Linked DNA regions of Mus musculus: region 2 is linked to region 1. The links are chromatin loops, found by intact Hi-C in ENCODE. Cell type or tissue: left cerebral cortex. All regions are shown on one strand. Links, peaks and the distances in the headings refer to the core of each region. The heading gives the core; the rest is flanking DNA.

Region 1 (2,913 bases), core at 258-2,757:
CATGGTGTTTCATCATAGCAATAGTAATGCCAACTGAGACAGCCAGCTTCTCCATGGGTTTCCTGCAGTGCAGCAATAGCTTTGGCTTCTGGAGGGCAGGTAAGAGCCTGCTGGTGGTCAGAATCCAAACTGACCTTGAGAAGTCAGTGGGCAGCTCACGCCCACCACAGGACCTTTGCACTCACTGTCGGTTCCACTTGACTTACAAAATAAGTTTAGAACCAAGATTTCAACAGAGAGTCTGCTCTTTGCTTCTAGAGTCGTGGAAACTGTTTTCGTTTTGGCCTATCAGTAAAGGGCTTGGGGTAACCGTGGACACCTGCGTCCTGAAGAAAACCAGCATGGGACACTTTCTATGTGCAAGACAGGAAAACTTCATTCTTCTGCAGCCAGAAGTGGGGACCTGCTAGAGTCTTTGAGCTCAGTGACTGCACAATGGTTTTGCCGGCTGTGAGCTATGGCTGGTATGTCTTCTAACTACCATGTGACAAGTTCAGGCCTTGTCACCAGGTTCTGAGTCGTCAGTTGTGACACCTGAGTTACTGGTGCCCCACGTGAGTTATTGGTGCAGATCTATTACTGCCTTACCTAACCTGGCGAGCCACTGGCTTGGCAGCACCCTAGGTTAATTTCCTTCTACCTCACAGCCTCTGTCAAGTTCCAAGGGATGTGGTGCCCAGGCTGTCTCATCTCTGGTTCATCCCTTGGAGGCATTAGCTTTAGAATCTGTACCCTTCATCCTGGTGATTTCAATGCTAGAGATTAGCGCCCAATAATGTCTATAACACTTCCTCTTTCTCGAGGAATCAACATGCACTCCTGTGCCATAGAAAAGGCTGCTAGAGCTGTAGAGGGCTGGAAAAGCCCCATGCAGAGTGATCTTGGTGTTGAGGAAGACCATTACCTGGCTCTTGTGCTAGAAAGATGTGCCTCAGAGTCGACTGCCTGAAGTTTTGCTGGGAAATGTGCTCCATCTGTCCCAAGCCAGTTTGACTTGAACCTAGTGAGCCAGAAATGACCAGGTCCCTTCCCTCCTGACACCCTGAGGACAATACTCCTGTGACACTAATAGGCAGGTATATATGTGCAAGTGTACACATGTTGTATTTAACAGGAGCCTACTATGTGCAGGTGTTCATATGTTGTATTCAACAGGAGCCCACTCTGTGCACTTCTTCATGGAAAAGGCATGTTTCTTCTCTCTCTTGTCTAGTATTCTATTAGGGTGATGATAAATTCACCCAGGCTCAATGGGCACTTGTCTGCCCAGCTTCTTCATGGCCTGCTTCTTAGAAAACTGAGAACTAGAATGGAGCATTGCTTATGGTCACCCTTAGCAGGTGACAGACACCAAGTCCAAGGTTTTGACATATTCACTTGGTCCTGAGGAAGGATTCCTGGCTGATCTGAGTTAACAGCATCCATTGCTGATCCATCCACTTGAGAACTGTATGCTCTGGACAGATGGTTCCGTGTGCCTTGAAGCATTGGGCTCAGCTATGGATGCTTCCCCAGATAGCCACAGGGCTCCCTTCATGCAATCTACAGGATCCCTACAGTCTTAATACTGCCTTGGGGTGCAAAAGAAATGTGTGGGTCTCCCATTAGAGGAATTAGCCTAGCTGTGAGAAACGGCTGTTACCAAGACAAGTTCTGCAAGTCCCCAGACACCAGTGAGTCAGCTGGCTTTCTTATGGCCTGCATGGGAGCCCAGACTGCAAAGTCTGGCCAGGAGTAGAGAGCCCTCTGCTGCCTACATGTGGGTGCTACATCCGTTTCTATGCTTGCTGAAATATGAAACTGTGTTGGGGACACCCTCCCCAAGACAGCACATGCTGGCTACATCCTGTGTGGGAAGGAGGGAAATGACAGTCACGACTTTGACTCGTGGGACTTGATGCTTTCCATAAGCCTTTGCCAATTCCTGCGTTCTGTCACAGGGAGGAGAAGGAATGTTCTATGTGCCTCTCCATGTTCTACTGACATCGACTGTCACATCCAGTTAACAATGGCCATCTCCATACATGGCCTGGCTGGTTCTACCCAGGTGATGACTAAGGGGACAGTAGGAGAAACCACTGAGCATTAATTAGTAGATTAACTAAGGAAGCTTACCCTCTAGCATCCAGGACCAGGACAAGGAACAGTCCTTCTTGAGTGCAGAGCACAGGGGTGCCTGTTTTGTATCTGTGACCTCTGTGAAGCCCACATCAGATTCTCTCAGTTCAGCCTGAACAGGGTTTTTCCATCTGTCAGCCCTGTCAGAAAGCTGACCTGCTTAACTCTGGTGTATCCTGTATCCTTGTTGAGGATTCTGTGGCTTGAAGTCCTGCTCTAACGGATGACCCAGCTCTGTGGACCAGCCTTGCCACAGGAACACAACAGCAAATTCCTGTGTTCGATCAGGGTCTTCTCATCCCCTGATAGGAGGAGGATGTACTTTCTCAATGGCATGGCCACTGGGAGCTTACCTTGGCTTGAGTGCAACTCATAATGGCTGCCATGTAATAGCTGTCAGAACTCTCATAGGACAGGTGTGTATGAGGGTTTAGAGCCCAGCCCTGCAGGTCTGCCCACAGCTGTGGCTCTGAGCTCAGAACTCATAGACCCTCCTGCCATTACAGTGACTTCATATTCTCAATTGGAGCAGAAAGCCTTGAGAGCTTCCCCCTGGGGTTGGGTCACATGTCGTGTAGCAGAACTGAGCAACTGCCCTAATGGCCTTCTGGATGGTATTCATTGATGATGGAGTTGAGACCCTGGCCGTTTGAAACAGCCTGGCTCCTGATCACAAAAAGAGTACTCTTTACTCTCCTTAGAGGACAGAGCTCTCACAGGACTTGGAACAATCCAGATCTCCCGTGAGAGCATTCAGGGAAACAGTCCTCACAAGGCTGAGGGACGATCTGGGAG
Region 2 (2,913 bases), core at 274-2,773, 240 kb after region 1:
AGCTATTCAGCTTTTAAACACCTCACTCCCACCATGCACTGGGCCCTTGCCCCTATCTACCACCTGGGCTTGGGGCCAGACCCTACTGATAGGTTTTGTGTGTCAACTTGACGGGAGCTGGAGCTATCCACAGAGAAAGGAGACTCTTTTGAGGAAATGCCTCCGTGAGATCCAGCTGTAAGGCATTTTCTCAATTAGTGATCAAGGGTGGGAGGGCCCATTGTGGGTGGTGCCATCCCTGGGCTGGTAGTCTTGGATTCTATAAGAAAGCAAGCTGAGCAAGCCAGGGGAAGCAAGGAAGTAAGTAACATCCTTCCATGGCCTCTGCATCAGCTCCTGCTTCCTGACCTGCTTGAGTTTCAGTCTTGACTTCCTTTAGTAATGAATAGCAATGTGGAAGTATAAGATGAATAAACCCTTTCCTCCCCAATTTGCTTCTTGGTCAGATGTTTTGTGTAGGATAGAAACCCTAGCTAAGACACTCAGGCATTCTCTGCACCCTCACAATGGTCTGTTCACAGCTGATGCTCACAGAGACTGGATCTACTATAGTTTTCTGATGCAGGAGAAAGCACCTGCTTGGTCTAGCTACAGTCAAAAGGCCAGCCAGCAACCATGCCTCAGTTAGTTGTAAGGCCTTTTGTACATTTCCCACAACTTGTCCCCAGGTCTCTGATCCTACATGGCAATAGGCCCTGGGGTGATATGGATTGGAGTGGTGATGAGAGGGCCTTGAGTAGAGGGAGTCAAAACATGACCAGAGTGGCTACCTCATGGGACAGATCTCCAGGCATTCAGGGCCCAAGATGTTGCCCCCAGGGCACCCTGCTAGACCTATAGACTCCAGTAGGTAACACTTGCCTGTCCTCGGGGCAGCTCTCTTCATTCCCCAAATGGGCAGCCCTGCTATACCTCACCCAAAGTGAACTGAACTTGCAAGGGGACTGGTGACTGAGAGCTGGTGGCCAGCTCAATGTAAAGCTCTAACCCCAAGTCCAAGTACTTTTCCTTACCCTCTCCTGACAAACCTGTTAGCCAGAGAAGGTGAAGCTTAGAAGCCTTCTTGGCCTGAGACCCAGGTGATATCTTATACCAATCTCAAATCCCCACTCCTGTTACAACTCCTATATTATATTGACATTCCAGTCATAGTAAAGCCTGGGGCAAAAGGACCCTGAGTTCAGTGGTGCTTGCTTCATCTGACCTGGAGGCTACATATGGGATGCACAGCCTTTCCTGAGGGGTAACTGTGGCAGAGACTTTTGGGTAAACAGTTTCTTCAAAGGATACACTGTTAAATCTGGTCAATGTCAGTTTGAGAAGGCCACAGACTCATGTTGTGAGATGGATGCTAACACTGGCCTGTCCTCTACAAAGGTGCCCTGGCAGAGACCATGACTGAATCAGGCACAAGACTAACCATGCTTCGAGTTCACCAGAACCAAACAAGTAGGTGTGACTGCAGTGCCACCTGCTGGATGCCTTTGGAAGACCCGTAAACGGGTGGTGATGATGCTGGAACCATACTGTTGTCTTGGTTATCAATTCTAACCTCACCGTTCTACCTTGGCCACCGTTCTCTTCTCTCATCTTCACCCTAGATGTAATAACACCTGGCCAGTCCCTTGGAAGGGAAGATAATATGCAGCGAGGATCAGAAGAGACGTCCCTAGGAAGATTCCTATCTGTGTCCTCTTGCTCAGGGGATGTGCTGGTCAGGCTGCCAGTGGACTTGACCATCCCTCAGTTTCTAGTCTCCTCTGAAGGCAAACGTGCTCTTATATCCAATGCCAGTAGGACCCCAGGTTGCATCCTGCTGTCACTAGGCCTGAACCCTCCTATAGATAGGTCTCTTCCATCCTTGATTTAGTATCTTCCTTCCCTTAGGGAAGAACCCAGTTGCCTCCTGGTGTGAGTCTTATAACCAAAGACTCCTCTTCCACCAGACTCCTCCCCACACCAAATCTACTCAGAGCCCACTGGTTACAGGAAGAACCCATGGTAGACTCTGCTAGGCTCTTCCTACCTTGACTGCACTCAGGTTCCATGTCACTGTCCTGTCAGCCATGGGCCCATCTGACCTGCTGAAATTGTCCTCTCAGCTGAATTGTTAAGGCAGAAAATATTTTACCAGATTTCTTCTTGCTGCCTGAAGAATATAACATTTAATTTCGCATCCTAAATTGCCACACGGCCCCTTTAGGCTCAGCCCCAGAGAGTTTGGTTGAGGTGCTCATCACAAACCCAGGAGATTGTGTGACGCTCTCTCTTGGCCACTTGGGCTCAATACCTGTCCTGCATGGGCAGGTTATCATGAACAGTTCTGCTCCACTTCTTCTTACTGTTTTGTTTCCTAAGTCTTAATACATTTACTGCTTTGTTGCTTGTTTAATTTCAAAACCAGTGTGTGAGGCTGTGGCTTTCTCAAGAGTTACACACATAATTAGAATGATGAGGGCCCTGTACATGTCTCCACCGACTATCAAGACAGTAGCATTACTAAAGTTTCCTGTGGCCGCATACATCAACCTTTACCTTCTACTGCTGGGATCATAGAACTGGGTGTTTGGGATTCTCAGAGACTGAGGGTGAGAGCACCTTCTGTGCTGCCCCACATAAGATTCCATTATCTCTTAGTGGACTGGTCAGGGCCCACCATCCCTGCAGTGCACAGCTGTGAAAGCCAGCTCCCTAGGGCAGCCAGGGTTGCCTGGGCCTCAGGGTATACGAGCTTTCAAAGCTCTAAGAGACTCTGGCAAGTATAGAAAGGTAGATACCTGACTCTGGAGAAACGGGTCAACTTCTACCTGAGGGACTTGCCCTCAGGAAGGGTAGAGAAACCCAGGTGTTTTTCACCAATACCATACAGGATTAACTATTGGCAAAGATAAGAACACTGAAGAGCCTGGCATC

What was found. Hi-C counts contacts between places; a loop is a spot of excess contacts. Peaks named below come from ENCODE experiments on the same cell type or tissue, not always from the same donor. Only the 100,000 strongest peaks of a DNase experiment are listed, where the experiment ranks them.
Region 2: a loop joins it to region 1, with 2.6 times the contacts of the local background. A loop is called at or near these places in 3 of 42 quality-filtered maps.

The regions. Positions count from the first base shown.
Region 1 is chr2:180,820,886-180,823,798 of GRCm38, forward strand. All of the region lies in intron 1 of Gm14340 (a long non-coding RNA gene), which reads right to left. Among named protein-coding and RNA genes, the nearest start is that of Gm14340, 2.7 kb to the right of the region's middle. In left cerebral cortex, for the core only: a CTCF peak has its summit at 1,744 (motif pointing left); DNase peaks (open chromatin) are centred at 1,809, 2,612 and 2,728; H3K27ac peaks cover 1,666 bases.
Region 2 is chr2:181,058,899-181,061,811 of GRCm38, forward strand. No RefSeq gene overlaps it. Among named protein-coding and RNA genes, the nearest start is that of Chrna4, 21 kb to the left of the region's middle. In left cerebral cortex, for the core only: a CTCF peak has its summit at 1,472 (motif pointing left); a DNase peak (open chromatin) is centred at 1,470.